Linked DNA regions of Homo sapiens: region 2 is linked to region 1. The links are chromatin loops, found by intact Hi-C in ENCODE. Cell type or tissue: chondrocyte. All regions are shown on one strand. Each heading gives the region's core, and the rest is flanking DNA. Links, peaks and the distances in the headings are about the cores only.

The links. Peaks named below come from ENCODE experiments on the same cell type or tissue, not always from the same donor. Only the 100,000 strongest peaks of a DNase experiment are listed, where the experiment ranks them.
Region 2: it touches region 1 in a loop (4-fold over the local background); 3 of 110 quality-filtered maps call a loop at or near these places.

The regions. Positions count from the first base shown.
Region 1 is chr9:68,996,169-69,004,506 of GRCh38, reverse strand. The region is part of intron 15 of PIP5K1B (phosphatidylinositol-4-phosphate 5-kinase type 1 beta); the gene reads right to left. Among named protein-coding and RNA genes, the nearest start is that of PRKACG, 14 kb to the left of the region's middle. RefSeq lists an enhancer at 5,314-5,443. In chondrocyte, for the core only: CTCF peaks have their summits at 4,477 and 4,690 (motif pointing right); no DNase peak of the experiment used is centred there.
Region 2 is chr9:68,502,895-68,511,232 of GRCh38, reverse strand. All of the region lies in intron 10 of PGM5 (phosphoglucomutase 5), which reads right to left. Among named protein-coding and RNA genes, the nearest start is that of TMEM252, 34 kb to the left of the region's middle. In chondrocyte, for the core only: CTCF peaks have their summits at 3,380 and 3,595 (motif pointing right); no DNase peak of the experiment used is centred there.

The DNA of each region.
Region 1 (8,338 bases), core at 99-8,098:
TTGTCAGTGTTGTTCATCTTGGCCAACCTAACTGTGGTGAAGTTCCTCCCTCTCAGTGCTGGTGCTTTGGCAGAGGAGCTCAGAGACTACAGACCCTGGAGTGACATTTCAGCTCTGTCCCCAGGTGAACCTCTGTACACACACACACACACACACACACACACACACAAAAACACACACACACACGCCCACAAAGGTGCAGCATTTTTGCCTATGCACTGAGATACTCTGAGAATTCATGAACTATTTAAAATTCTGATACCTGACAGTAAAAAGTGTCGTTAATAGTTGCCATAAAAAGTAAAAGTAGAGTATTTCAGCCTAAATCCCAGTGTTATTCATCCCACACATATGTTGGGGTATAAGAAAGAGAAAGGTGTATTTTTATTTCTACCTAAAATAAAATGCTTGATTCTATGATTGAAACTACACAATAGTATGTACACAAGGGGTCAGAGATTACAAAGCTTTTCAATATTACAATTAAATAATTTTCAACATTTATTTTAAAAAGTTATTTAAAATTAAATAATTAAACACTAATACAGAGCAATAAGGGAAAACAGCAAATCAAAAGCAATCTGTCCACTAATTAACCCAGAAGCCCTTTCTAGGGGGCTGACTGTACTGTGAAGTCGGATCCCCTGGAGGGGAGCCCAGGCAGGAAACACTCCCAGGAGGGCTTCCCAACTCAGATGGCCTCGGTTTACTTTTCAGAGCCACAGGAAGGGCATGAGAAGGTGAGGAGTTTCTTTTCCAAGAAACTTTTTTCCTAGACTCATTCCTTCCACTCCTGCTTGCCTTTCTCAAGCCTTCCCTTGACACCCTTGCCCCCATCAACCGACTGGCTTACAAACATATCGAGAATTTCTGAACATCTGGGATGTGGTGTGAGGGAGTTTTAGGGCAGTGCTGAGAGAGGCGGAACTTCACCACAGTTAGGTTGGCCAAGATGAACAGCACTGACAAGTCCTGTGAGGTCTCCATGATCCCTGAGCAGTCAACCCTTGGGGTGATATCCCCCCCCCTTTTTTTTTTTTAACTATAATTACCTCAGGTTTCAGTCCTGAGGCCTTATTAAAGCAAGAGCTTTCTCTGGTGTCCAGGAAATCCTCACTTTGGTTTCAAGTTGAAATTCTTTGTCCCAAATATCTTTGACGAAAGCATCAGCTTTTCTCTCGGCCATCGTAGGCTTAGTCCCGTGTTTCATTTTCCTACACACAGCTCCTGTTTCTGTCATCAATTCTGAATTCTCTTTTTTTCCAGGTCTGCTCTGTTTCCTTTCTATTTCTATTGTCCTGATTCTTTTGTCTGATGTTCCTCTCGTTGCCATGAGATCACATCAACTCATCCCGCCTCCCTCTGCCCACGTTAGTCAAAACTCACACATCACCACAAATCCATATTAAGGCTCAGGATATCTCACCCCAACATCATCTCCTTGGCTCCGGGGTCCCCTTCATCTCTGGGTTCACCCGATTTCTTTCCCAGAGATCCCTGAATTTTATTTTATTATTATTTTTTGAGACAGAGCTTCCCTTTGTCACCCAGGCTGGAGAGCAACAGCATGATCTTGGCTCACTGCAACCTCCGCCTCCTGCGTTCAAGTGATTCTCGTGCCTTAGCCTCCTAAGTAGCTGGGATTACAGGTATGCGCCTCCATGCCCAGCTAATTTTTGCATTTTTAGTAGAGATGGGGTTTCACCATGTTGCCCAGGCTGGTCTTGAACTCCTGGACTTAAGTGATGGGCCCCTCTCGGCCTCCTAAAGTGCTGGGATTACAGGCATGAGCCACCATGCCTGGTTGAGATCCCTAAGTTTTAAACACAAGGTATCACCTTTGGGTTCTGGGAAGTCCAGAGTCTCTCTCTCTCTCTTTTTTTTAAATAAAGCTCTATATTTTATTATATTCATATCTATCCTCTATTGGGAATTACTTCACAAGGCACAATCATTTGGGGATGTAGTGCAGTGGGGGATTTCTCGTTGTATTGGATTCCAGTAGTAGCAGGGACCCAAAAGCTCACCATTTTGTTAGGCATGGAAACAAATACACGTGCTAGTGCTGCAGAATCAGGACATAGCAGTGTGAACAGAAGAAAATCACAGTGCTATGGAACTGCATTGCCGAAAGGAAACTTAGGCACGCTCAGATCCAAATTTCCTACCTTTGTACTTAAAAAATATATTTGGACGCAGCATTAGAGGTGACGTTACTCTCTTCCAAGGACCAGGGACTACAAGGCTTCAACCGAGAAGCCTTGAGGCAGAAGGCAGGACTTTCGCCATCCTTGAAGGATGTGTACAATTGGGATGAAGACAGCTATTTTGTTCCAGATCTGGTAGACTGTTGGTTGAATTCTGGGGTGTTGGCAGCACATGGAGTGCCAGGCCTCCTGCCGGCCTCCAGATGCCTCATTAAAGCATCCCACACTAAGCAGCAGGTAGATGAGCCATAAGGTGAGAGCAGACCCAAGACGCAGCTGACACTCGTCTGTGCCGTCTCCTGGGATGGATTTAAGATTTGGCCTCTCATTTCAAAACTGTTAATGTGGTAACATTTTAACACAGCTCCCTGACTGATTAATTTGTTTCCTAAGGACCCAAGAGAAGCCTGAGAGCATCAGTGATTTATACTGGTGGACAGTTCTGCAGTGGACTTTTCAGCACTTGAGTGACTCCTGCTAATTGTAAATCTGGGTGGTTACCTCATGATATGGTTTGGCTCTGTGTCCCTACCCAAATCTCATGTCAAATTGTAATCCCCATGTGTTGGGGGAGTGGTCTGGTGGGAGGCGATTGATTCATGGGGGCAGACTTCCCCCTTGCTGTTGTCATGTCAGAGTTCTCATGAGATCTGGTTGTTTGAAAATGTCTGGTGATTGCCACTTCTGTCTCTCTCCTGCCACTAAGTAAGATGTGCCTGGCTTCCCCTTCACCTTCTGCCATGATTGTAAGTTTCCTGAGGCCTCCCCAGTCATGTGGAACTATGAGTTAATTAAACCGCTTTCCTTTATTAATTACCCAGTCTTGGGTAGTTGTTTATAGCAGTGTGAAAATGGACTGATACACCTTATCATCTAACACATCACATAGATCTGTTGCTGCAACACAATCCACTCTGACCCCTGCTTCAGCCACATTTGAAAAATGTGGGGGGAGGAATATGGTACTGGTTTCATTTGAAAAGGAGCACTGCCTGAGGACAACGCCACTGGCTTCTCTCTCACCCACAGGAAGGAATGCACCAGAGGCCCTCTGCCAAGACCCAGAGGGTGGAAATTAGAAGCTGCACACCCAGGCTGGGTGTGGTGGCTCACACCTGTAATCCTGGCACTTGGGGAGGCCGAGGCAGGTGGATCACCTGAGGTCAGGAGTTCGAGACCAGCCTGGCCCACATGCTGAAACCCTGTCATTACAAAAAAAAAATAAAAATAAAAATTAGCCGGGTGTGGTGGCGTGCGCCTATAATTCCCAGCTACTCAGCAGACTGAGGCACGAGAATCACTTTAACCTGGGAGGTGGAGGTTGCAGTGAGCCAGGATTGCGCCACTGCACTCCAGCCTGGGTGACAGAGGAAGATTCCATCAAAAAAAGAAAAAAAAAAAAAAAGTTGTGCTCCCATCAAGCCTTTTCCATCTCAGCACTTTCCTCGGCGGCATTTTCCTTTACAAAAACACCCAAGTAGCTGTTACGGGCTAAACTGTGTTCCCCTAAAATTTCTATGTTAAAAGTCCTAACTGTTGTCACCACAGAATGTGACCTTATTTGGAGGCAGGGTCTTTATAGAGGTAATCAGATTAAAACGAGGCCACAGGTTGGGCCCTAATTCAATATGGCTGATGTCCTTATGCAAAGGGGAATTTTGGATACAGACACGTACAGGGGGAAGATGTGATGTGAAGACATAGGGAGATGAAGGCCACCTACAAACCAGCGAAAGGCTAGAACAGATCCTTGCCTCACAGCCCTCAGAAGGAATCCACCCTGCCAACACCTTGATCTTGAACTTCTGGCCTCCAGAATGACAAGAAAAGAAATTTCTGTTCAAGACACCAAATCTGGGGTACTTTGTTACAGCAGCCCTAGAAAACTAATAAAATAGCAACCACTGGGATTTAGGAAGTCTTTAAAAAAACCCCACATATTTTTATCTTATTATATTTAATTCTGTTCTCTACTAAAGTTACTTCAAAAGCCACAATCACCTGGGAGTTCCATGGCTGTAGGCGAGGACCTGTGGAAGACCGAAGGTGAAGAATGGCTTTCTCCACCCCAGATTTGTTGATACTTTGTTAAAATTGCTGCCTAAACAGTAGAAAGAAGCATTTTCTGTGTTGAATCCCAATCTGCCAAGGGAGCCTTTCAAAAAGGCTCAAGCAGAACTGGCCTTGATGGATGAGGGGGGCACACTTGGACCTGAGGGAAGGTAACACCTTCATTTTTGCGCCACATTGTAATTGTAGCCTCCAGTCCAACTTGAAAGGTGGTGGAGCTGGGCCTGTCAGAGTAAGCTGCCTTTGACCTCTGAAGGACATACCCCCGCCGCCTGCTGACCTTGCACGTACAACACTGAAAGGCTACAATCAAGTACATGGAGTGGGAACTCCATTGAGACACACACTTGCTCTTCATTACGTTTCAACTCTAGGGGCTCCATCACTCCTTCCCCGCCTTGATTATCAGTAGGTGGCAGTAGAGGGCTTGCTGAAAGCAGGAACTCATTGGCAAGCCCAGATCATAAACTTGAGGGTGTAGGAGCTTCCTAGGCTTTGCTTCTACATTAGAGGCACGTGTAATGGGACAGCTATCTTGCCAGGGGAGTCACACGGTTCCCCCTTACATTAGCATACAAGAATTCCAGGATGCTCAGAGCTGAAGGACCCTGTTAATAAGCTCAGGGGATCTCAGCTCTGGTGTGTGTAGAGGTTTAAAAAATACCAATGCCTCAGTCCACCCCCAGGGATTTTACTTCGAACACAAATTATGTCCCCAACAGGTGACTGACTCTGTTCATATAGTCATTTACCTGATACCTCTTTGTGAGGAATACAAACTAATTTGGAAACATCTATCTAACGTCACAGTGACAACCAGGGAGAAGGGAAGTGAACAAGAAAACGAGGCTATGTGTGGTAAGGAGCAGTTAATTCACAGGTCCCTCGGTAAGGTAGAGGGGTGGGCTGAATTGTGTCCCCCCAATATTCTTATCCACTTGGAGCCTCAGACCGTAACCTTATTTGGAAATAGGGTCTTTGCAGATGTAATTAGTTAAGATGAGGTCATACTGGATTAGGGTGAACCCTAAATCAAATGAGTGACATCCTTATAAGAAGAGAGGCCACACAGAGGCACAGAACATCACAGGGAAGAAGGCCATATGAACATGGCAGCAGTGACGCAGATCAAAGGACCAAGGGACATGTGGAGCCACCAGAGGCTAAAAGAGGGAGGGAAGGATCCTCCCCTGGAGCCTTCAGAGGAAGTGTGGCACTACTGACACCTTGATTTCAGACATCCGGCCTCTAGAACTGTGAGACAATCCATTTCTGTCTGTGGTCATTTGTGATAGCAGGCCTTGGAAACCAGCAGAGGCAGAAGCAGACCACGGGAAGCCAGGCCCTCAGCTGCCTACTCCTACTCGTGCCATTCATCACACTTGGGGGGCTTTATTTTTTATAAACCGAATAGTCCTTAAGCATTTTCCCATTCCCCCTCAGAGCCCAGAAGGGGAAATGGCACGAATGAGAACAGTCCTGTTTACTAGGTCCATGGGTGTGATCTAAACTTGTTTTCCTAAAAGTTCTTGTTTGTTCTAATCTGGTTCTTTCTAAGTCTGCTGTTTGTTTTCTGCAGGCTCAGGGCCTCGCAGACCCCAAGTTCACACCATTACAGGCTGTTCTTCCTCAAACACTATTCCCAAGAGTTGGAAAGTTTCCAGAAAATGGCAAACACTGGCTTTCTCTGACAAGGAAGACAAAAATAGAAACCACAAAGAGAAGCAATAGGAAGAGTCTAGAGGGATAAGGGAAGGGAAGAGAGGCCAGTCTTAGGAGGAAAAGAATGAAAAATGAGGGGCAACCCGCGCCTGGATGTATAATAATAAAAGACCCAGGCAAACTGGAGCAGAACTAGCTTTTAAGAAAGTGGAAATCAGCCGGGTGCAGTGGCTCATGCCTGTAATCCCAATTTGGGAGGCCGAGGTGGGCGGATCGCTTGAGGTCGAATTCGAGGCCAGCCTGGCCAACATGGGGAAACCTCATCTCTATTCAGCTAGGCATGGTGGTGTGAGTCTGTAGTCCCAGCTACTTGGGAGGCTGAGGCAGGAGAGTCACTAGAATCTGGAAGGTGGAGGTTGCAGTGAGCCAAGATTGCACCACTGCACTTCTGCCTGGGCAACAGAGATATCCTGTCTGAAAAACAAAAAAAAAAAAGAAAAGAAAAAAGAAAAAAAGAAAAAAAGAAAGTAGAAATCAAGCTAGCCTGCAAGCCAAGATTCACTGTAAAGCTAGGACCTAACAGAAAAAAAAAAAGAAAAAAAGCTACTGCAGCCCTGCAAACTGTCATTCAATTGCTAACTCTGAGCCTAATTGAACTGGAAAGCCAGTGTGCCTTTATAACTCCAGCTGGAATTCCCTACGCTAATCCTTAAACAGCAGTTTAATGCTGTTTGTTTTTTAAAAAAATCCTATGGGTGACCTCCTAATCTAGACTGACAGGTTGCCTCATTAATTTGAAGCTTGCGTCACTTTTATTTCAAGAATGGGAATAACTTGTAGATGCTGTGAGACTCGGGCAATGGGAGGTCCATTTTCTCAGCTCTTCCACATGTCTTAGAAATATTATTTGTCAATAACTTAGGGGCCAAGCATTTCTGGAAACAAACAAGGGCCCTAATTTATCCTTTCCAAAATCTCTTCACTTCTCAACAATGTGATCACCTGGCAGAAGGAAAGGGGCTTCTGGTCAAATGCCTTCTACACCAAACGCAGTGTTTGTCTTTTCTCCTTCCTACTCTGCTCTCACTAAAATCTACCAAAAACCCGAGCAGCATCTTTGGTTGGTAGGGGATCGAGTTCTCTCCTGAGAAGGAATAAGAAATGCCACTGTTTCAAATAAACACCCCTTGAAGCAGCGGATACTGGCTCCAACAAGGAATGATTAAAGAGACCCAATATAAGTCATTAACCTCAACGCTGAGGGATTCAAATCCAGAAATGCAGTTTCTTTTGCCAAAAAAGTTCCACTGAATTTTCTAAGACCCCTGTGACCTAATTTAAAGTGTTTTTCTTCTCTTTCTCACGCTTTTTCCATACATAATAGTATGATAAGCTGTTAATTCAATCATTTTCACTTCTCTGCCACCCTTCTTCCCATGATCAAAGAGTATTATTAACTACCCTGAAAACACATTAAATAATCAAGCCGTCCAACAGCTGCCCATCAGAGCGCTAATCTCCAATACTGGCGTGGCTAAAAAACAGCTTAACTGTTTCTTCTCCTTTGCTCACAGCTATTTTTGTATTTCAAACAGCCATTTTGCAGAGAAGCAAAACTGGATGAAAGTACATATTATTGAGAGGATGTTAATATGGAAAGTGTAAGGGCATAACCTTGGGTATGAATAGTAGAAGCAAGGAAGTCACTGTTTTCTGGCAGCCATCTTTCAAACTTCTATATTATTAAAAAAGCAATCCCATTATCTCCCACTTACCCAGCCATTCCCAGCTAGTCATAAAAGGATATTCTCTCCCAATACACTTTTCAGCAGAAATGGCTTTTTGTTGGTTGTTCCTCTTTCCACGAAAACCAAATTGCATTCTACATCAGGCAAAGAAGCCGCCTTAGAAACGGAAATAACAGCCACTGTGACAGCATCCGGTGCCTTAGAATATCTGGGACTATTTACAAAGTAGAATCTTGCTCTATTATGAAGACTGCGTGATTGCCCATTTTAAATCAATACAGCCTGCTCATCTCTGTGTATTCTTTTAAATACCCTAATCTGTGTCATCAACTCAAAATTCAATGAAAAACACATCTTTGGTCACTGGATAAAAATCATCTTAGAAAACACTTCCCTTGATTTGAATATTTGAAAATGAGTCAAATAGCTTGGGACTCTACAGTGTGAAGGTGAATGGCCTTTAAAAAGCCATGCAGAATAACTAGATACATAAAATCTGAACTAAATGTCTCACTAAGGATGATGGAACAATTAGCTGCCTTTTCAACTCACCAATCCTTTTTAATTTCATGTTGAGTTACAGGAAAAAGCAGGAGAGCTAGCCTAATGCACACACACATAATGTGTGGATGGATCCTTAAAAGGATATTT
Region 2 (8,338 bases), core at 270-8,269, 490 kb after region 1:
CAGATAACAGGCACTGAAGGAAATCAAAGCATCTTACCCCAAAATATATTTCTTTGACGTAATTTGGAATGGCTCTACAAAGCCATCTTTTGTGGGGGAAATCGGCCTTCTGTAGAGAATCCCCTTCCCTTGCTAGATCTTCTCTGGAGAGTCTGACACCTTTTGAGGTCTAATAAGAGACATTTACCTTCTATTCTCTCTGAAGCCTGCTACTTAGAGGCTTCATCCACATAACAAGAACCTCAGCTTCCACAACTTTCTTTATCTTAACTCAAGCATTTGTTTATACTGACTTTACCTCTTCAGACAAAGCTTAGATTTTTCAACCAATTGCCAATCAGAAAATCTTTGAATCCACCTATGACCTGGAAGCCTCCCCTTCTTTGACATGTCCTGTTTTTCTGGGCCAGGCCAATATATACTTTACATGTGTTGCTTGTGTCTTTGCCTGTAACTTTTATCTTCCTAAAATGTATAAAACCAAGTGTAACCCAACCACCTTGGGCACATGTTCTCAGGACCTCCTGAGGCTGTGTCACAGGCCATGACCTTTAACCTGGCAAAGTAAACCTCTAAAACGATTGAGACTCATCTTGGTCATTTTCTTTGATTTACACAGGCATTGTACAAAACTCTTTACATATATGAATTATCTGATTTAATCATTACAACAATATAAAATAAGAAGTATATCTATCTCAATTTGACTGATATTAAGTTGCCCAAGATCACAAAACTGGAAAATGGCAGAACTAGGACTCAAAACAAAAATAACTGATTTCGGCCAGGCACGGTGGCTCAAGCCTGTAATCCCAGCACTTTGGGAGGCTGAGGTGGGCGGATCACGAGGTCAGGAGATCGAGACCATCCTGACTAACATGGTGAAAGCCCATCTCTACTAAAAATACAAAAATTTAGCCGGGCGTGGTGGCGGGTGCGTGTAGTCCCAGCTACTTGGGAGGCTGAGGCAGGAGAAGGGCGTGAACCCAGGAGGCGGAGCTTGCAGTGAGCTGAGATTGCGCCACTGCACTCCAGCCTGAGTGACAGAGCGAGGCTCTGTCTCAAAAAAAAAAAAAAAAAAAAAAATGCTGATTTCAAAGCCCAACCTTTGTATCAGAGGCCATCCAGCTTTGATGGTATGTGAAAAAAACAAAATCTTGTTGGGGTGCTCCCTAACAATTTTACCCACCTGAGAAAGTGACAGTGGTTTTATCTTTTCCTCTGGCTGTTAAGCTGGTGTTTTTATTCTAATGCTTTGACATCTTGGGGCCTGGCTGACTCTGGAAGGTTTTGTTCTTCCCAGGGTTAGCTAATTCTTAGAGACAGCAAACAACACACCCTGGAGCTTGCCTTTCAGATGCAAACCAAACACTTCCTTTCTCAGACCCTCACAGGGCTCTCACACTTGGGCCACTATTTCTCTGCCCTAACCACCCCAAGGCTAGGTACCAGCAAATTAGGGACAGTCCCTGTGCCCCAGAGCCTGCTGAAATTATTCAAACAAGCTAATCCTAAACCTTCTCATCATGCTTTACCTTACCTTTCCCAGAGAATCTCCAAAAAGGCTTCACCCACATTTTCCCTTTGCTCATGCTGCCTCCTGTCCGACGCTGGCGCTTCCCTGCGTGGCCCTGTGTGGCGTGTTGGGTCCCCTCCTCTTGGGAACTGTGAGTAACAAACTATCTCTTCAATGGCCGTCATCTCATCATCTGTTGGCCTCCCCATACCTGAATAATAATGAAGTCTACATTTCAAGCCACTCTGTCAGCCTCATCTACCTTCCATCTCATATCATGATGGTATAGTACACAGGCCCAACCTGCCAAAGTATGTCCCAAGTGATGATTTGTACCAACAAAAATGCTCAAAAGTAAAACCAAAAACACAAACACGATACCAGAATTGTATAAACCTTTAACAGCTTTCCCTCCTGCCCAAGGCCTAAGCATTCTGGCTTTGAGATGCTCCTCCCTGGAGTTTGTCAGGCCTGCCAGCGTTCCTGGGAGTCAAAAACAAGGGATGGGAAACTCCCTCACCTGCATCTTGAACAGGAGTTCTCGTTCTGGGATTAGGGCATCAAACTTAAATTCAGCCAAGAGTAGACGGGAGAGCAAAAACAGCCACATTCTCCCCTTAACAGCTCAGATCCTGTATTCCCCATGTGAATGAAGCATGACCGTGTTGGGAAGCCCAGGAAAAGCTGCTTCCAGATGCTGGCTAATTGCACACACTAGTCCAGAGCTTCCTTCTGAAGGCCACAGGCAACCTCCAGGTTCACTGTCAGTCCCCATTTGTTAAGATACACTCTTGTTTATTATATAAGCAAAGCAAATTATTTACTGTACACCAAGGAAGGACACCACTTCAAAGAAAACCTGAATCACCACCAGTTCATGAGACCTGGGTAGCTTTCTCCTGAAAGGCACGGAAATGTGGTTGTGCTGTGCATCTGGGCTAGAACAAAAAGGCTGCTGGGAAAGGCAGATTGTGCTGGACACAGCTTGTCAAACCCATCCATCTGGCAAGAGAAGTGATGACCAGTGACCTCTGGACTTGTGTGACCGCTGCAAATTCATTCATGCTCCTTTTTCAGGCTGAGTAAACAAGATCCAGCAAGACTTGGTGATTTGTGGATATAAACATCACTGGGTTAACCAATAGCTGGTTAAGCATGTGCTTTAGACATGGTAAAACTGGCACCAAAACAAAAGATATTTTGGTAAGAAGTTGATATTTAATATTTTAGAAATTAGAATAGCATTATAAGGAAAAAAATCAAAACATTTTTAGGTTTCCTTATATTTATTTTTAAAGCTAATTTTGTTTTTTATTTTAAACAACATATAGGAAAGTAGAAAGGAGAAATATAATTTTTTTTAGGGTCCAGGCTTTCTAAACTGTAATCCAAGCTTGACCTAAAGCCAGGATCAAGGCATGCCTTTTGGCTCTTCAGTGGTCTGTTCTTAAGACCACTGGTTCTCGGGATAAGCTGGCAATGCCGGTATTCTTGCAAGATTTGGAATTAAGGGCCTCTTTTGTATATATTGCCACAAAGAGAGATTTGAGATGGGCTCTGTCTGTGGGATTAACATGAGTGGTTCACGGTGGCAGTCCATAGTTTCCCACAAGTCCTAGACCATGTGGAGTGTGGATACACAGGGCTTCACATACTCAGTACCTTGAAAGGAGATCTGATCACAATGTTTGGCCAAGAAAAAGGCTTATTGTCATCAAAACTGTAAAAAGCCCTGGTCTATGATAGACACTAGGCCCTGAGGGAATCTCCCAGATTCCCAACCAAGGGAGTTTTTCACATGCCATCAGATGACCAACCCTCCCAAGGAGTGTTCTCAGCTCCAGGGAAAACAATATGTAGTAACGGCAGAGTATGAGTCCAGATTTCAATATCTAAGGAAGAAAAAGAAGGACTGTTTGCCCTGGCGTTTTGTCTGCCTTTCCAGAAAGTACTCATCTAAGCAGAAATAGAAAAAAACCTATACATCTTTGCATCTTTCCAAGTTTAATTCCGCCCCAAGAGCCAGTTATGAAAACACAGCCATACTAAATTCCTTTCAACACCACTAGAGGGAAATCTAACCCACCTGACCAGAACTTGTTTCTTGTTTCTTAAAAAAAAAAAAAAAATTATAATTACAGAACTAAAATTTTAAGGCTGACACATACTTTGAGACATTATCCTGCTCAATACTTTCTACTCTTGCCCCTGTTTTAAAATTATTTGAATATATGTAGGCAAAGAGACTTAGAAAAGCACAAACTAGCCATCCTAATTGGGCAGGAGTCTTGACAGTTGAGAAATTGTTCTAACAGTCAACGTGAATCCCTTCCAGTTCAGCTTGAGTTTATTTCCTCAAATTACATATTCATTAGTTATGGAGAACAGCTGGTCATCTTTCCCGCCTCACATTATTCCTTAAATTCCTGAAGACCTCCAAGTCACGCCTCTCGTCTAAGTGGAATGAGCCAGCTCCTTAACTTGGTCATAGAGTTTAGAGCCCAACTCTTCACCAAGTGTTTCTCTTCTCAACTCTCTCTTCAACACTTTGCCCTCCCCCATAGTTCCAAAGTGCAGCAATACCGACCAAATTCTGAGGAGAAAAATAAAATGAGGTATTTCCTCATGTTTTCCCTCATATATATGGCTATTAATATATCCTTGCTCAGGTTTTCTTTTTAAATAACAACATCTTTTATTTATTTTTAAAATTGAATTTGTTTTCATTTTTAACTACATATGGGAAAGTAAGGAGAGGAAATATAATTTTTTTCAGGGTTTGGGGGGCTATAAACTGTAATCCAAACTTGACCCAAAACCAGGACCGAGGCACAACTTTTAGCTCTTTAAATCATATATACCTAGTATGATCCCCAAATCTTGCTCTCATACACACATGCATGTACACACATATACATATACAAAAATCTTTGTCTTGTCATGAAAGTGAATGGCTAAGTGAATGTGGATTTGCATCACTTCTGAACTCCATTCTGTTTCTCTTTCACATCATATGTATTATATCCATTTCTACTTTATTCTCCAAGTTTTTGACTACTCACTCTAGATCCCTTATGAACTAGAAAAGATATCCAATATGTATTTAGAACATTATTATTTTCATAATGTTTCTGAATCCTATTCATTGCTAATTCAAAATTAGTACAGAAAACTGGTTGTTTTTAAGACGCTATTCACTTTTACAACTGTTGTTAAAGGAAAAACCTTAAACAAATTAAACTTAAGAGTTTAACTGAGCAAAGGACGATTCTTGAATCAGGCAGCCTTCAGAACCAGATAGGTTCAGAGCAACTTGGAGCTGCCACGACGTCAGATAACATTTATGAACAGAAAAAGAAAAGTGAAGTACAGAAAGCAGAAGTGAGGTCCAGAGATAGCTGGATTGGTTACAGCTCAGTTTTTGCCTTATTTGAACATATTTTGAAAAAGTGGCTGCCTGTAATTGGCTGAAACTCAGCCACTGTGATTGGCTGAGACTCAGCTACTTGTCACAAGAGTAGGTTACAGTCTGTTTACACATCCAGTTAGGTCATAGTTCACTATGTATGGAAAAACCTTTAGGCCAAACTTAAATTATGTAAGGAGGCAGCTTTAGGCTAAACTTCTTTTAACAGTGTGGAATAACAAATACATGTGGTGTTTGTCCTCAATTTCTGGCACAGAGCTCCTAAAACCTTTGGAACTTCCTGAATGATAGGAGTCTTTGTTATTATTTCAGCCACAGCAGACTTTATGCTAGTGGGTGACTCTTGGTGGGCCCCAACATAGTTTCAGGTGGAGGGCTGGCTGCCAGAGGAACCAAACAGGTGGTTAGAGGGTTTGAATGTTCAGCCCCACCCCGTGACCTATAGGGAGGGGAGCAGGGCTGGAGACCAAATCCAACCGCCAAGGGCCAATGATTTAATCAACCATAATTACCTAGTGAAAACTCCATAAGAACACTTCAGCAACAGGGTTTGAAGAGCTTCCAGGCTGGTGAACACATCAAGGTGCTGGAGGCTGTCTTACCCAGAGAGGGCATGGAAGCTCCACACTCCTTCTCCACACCTGGCCCTAAGCATTTCTTCCATTTGGCTGGTTCTGGGTTCTAGCCTTTATAATAAACCAGTAATGCTAAGCGAAGCACTTTTCTGAGGTCAGTGAGTCATTCTAGTGAATTATTAAATCTGAAGGGGGATTGTAGAAAACCCTAAATTTGTAGTTGGCAAGGCAAAAATGTGGGTAGCCTGTGCACCCCATTTGCAGCTGGCATTCCTAGTAGGAGCAATCTTGTGAGACTGAGCCCTTAACTTGTGGGGTCTGGGCTAAATCCAGATAATGTCAGAACTGACTTGAATAGAATTGTTGCACCCAGTTGGTGTCAGGGAATCACAGAATTGATTGATCTGAGGAAAAAACCTCTCAATAACACTGTACTGAGGCTCCAGAGGTAGCCTTGGACTCAAGCACAAATAAAAAGAAATTCTCTTCTGGGCCTTCAACGTTAACATGGACAATGTGGATTTTGTTATAAGAAAGACTTAGTTTAAACCTCCAATCCAGAAATTACCTACTCCATGAATCTGAATTGCTTCCTGACTCAGTCTCCTTTCCTGCAAAAGCAAAGCAGGATAATTCTGCCATGAGGCCACTGGAACGATGAATAAGATAAAGGATGTATTTAGAATGGAGCCTGCATGTTGTAGGGACCTTAAAAATGGCATTTATTTTATTCAAGACCTCAGTCATAGGAGGAAACCTGATGATAGCACCAACATTCATCCTGAGTACAGAATATTTCAGCTTCCTGTGTGATATAATTGGGCTGAGAGATTCCAAAGTAATTAATGGTCAATATTGCAATAATTTGGCAAAACTGCGTTGGGCATTTACCATGTACCAGGTGCACTGGGGATACAGGGAAATAATCTGACAAAGTCCCAGCCTCCTGGTGCTTCCATTCTACTGGGTGGAGACAGATAATAAAATAAAATAAATATATATATATATGATGAGGATAAATGCCATGGAGAAAGCAAAGCAGGGTAGGGAAGTAAGAAGTACCTGCATGTGAGGGCTATTTTATATTAGGTGGCCAGGGACACCCTTACTGAGAAGTAAGGAGACAAGCTATGCAGATGTCAGAAGGAAAAGCATTTCAGGCAGAGGGAACAGCCATCGTAACTAACACGAGGCAGAGCATTCTCGTCATGTTCACCAAACAGCGGTTGGAGTGGAGAAAGAAGCAGGAAAAGAGATAGGAAATGAGGTCAGAGGGAGAAGGGGGCCATTTCCAGTATGTCATTCAAGATCATGGTAAGGGTTTGGGCTCTTCTCTAAATGAGGTGGAGGGGAGGATTCTATCAGAGCTATGAGGTGGTCTAACATGTTTTAGGAACTGCCATTTACTGAGATGGAGAAGAATGAAAGAAACAGCATGCTGGAGTTTGTTTTGGAGGAGTGCACAGGAGGCTGGCGGGAAATCAGTGTTGCACATGTCAAGTTGGTGATGTCTATAAGACATTCAGGTGGAATCCAATAAGCAACAGAAATAGAAGTCTAGAAGACAGAGATCGATGTGTGGAATGGTATTAAAAACAGGTGCTGCTCATTCTACAGTTTTAAAGAATTCAAGGTCCTGCTGCTAGCACTTCACAGTTCACCTAGCTCTTTGCTATTCAATGGGTGGCTCCTGGACCAGCAGCACAGTATTGCCTGGGAGCTTGTTAGAAATGCAAAATCTCTGGCCCTCCTCATACCTGAGTCAGAATCCACATTTTAACACATTCCCAAGGTGATTGGCCGGTAATTAGTTTGAGATGCACTTGTCTAATTAATATCATCTGGGAAATTTTTTAAAAACTACAGGTCCCACCTCAAAACAATTAAAGTAGAATCTCTAGGACTGGGGCCAAAGCATGGGTACTTTCACCAAGCTGCCTGAGTGGTTCTGATGTGCAGCCTGCCTGGGTTGAGAACCTCTGAGCTGACTCTTCTCATTTCTGTATGTTCCCTCTTTCCTTCCAGGTTTCATTGCTAGTTTTCTTAGAAAGCCATCTCCAAAGAGATGCGGTTCTAAGAGAGGATGCAGGCTGGTAGCTAGAGTAATCATGTCTCCTGGTTTATTGGGGACAATCTAAACATAATTACAATTATTATCTTTCGCTCACAAAAGTACAGATCCCCAACTTTGGCTGGATCGACTTAATGATTTTTCAACCTTATGATGGTGTGAAAGAGATACACATTCAGTAGAAACCATACTGTGAGTCCCCATACACCGATTTTTTCACTTTCAGTACAGTATTCATTTCATGAGATATTCAACACTTTATTATAAAATGGGGTTGTGTTAGATGATCTTCCCCAACCATAGGTTAATGTAAGTGTTCTGAGTTTGTTCAAGGTAGGCTAAGCTAAGCTGTGATGTTCTGCAGTCTAGGTGTATTCAATGCATTTTCAACTTATGATGGGTTTATTGGGGTGTAACCCTGTTGTAAATCTAGGAGCATCTGTATTCTGGTTTAGATGACAAATCATATGTTCTTCCTATGTAAAACAAAATGGCTCTATACTTTATTTCTGGATTACAAAGTCTTATTAAGAACAGGTAGAACAAAATGACAGATGACCTTTGGTTTGACAGGTGAATAAATATGAGGGACCTGGTTCTTAGGTATTAGTTGTTAAAGCCTTCTAGGTACAGTTTATCAAAAATACATACTTAAAGCCGGATGTGGTGGTTCACACCTGTAATCTCAGCACTTTGGGAGGCCGAGGCGGGTGGATCACTTGAGGTCAGGAGTTTGAGACCAGCCTGGC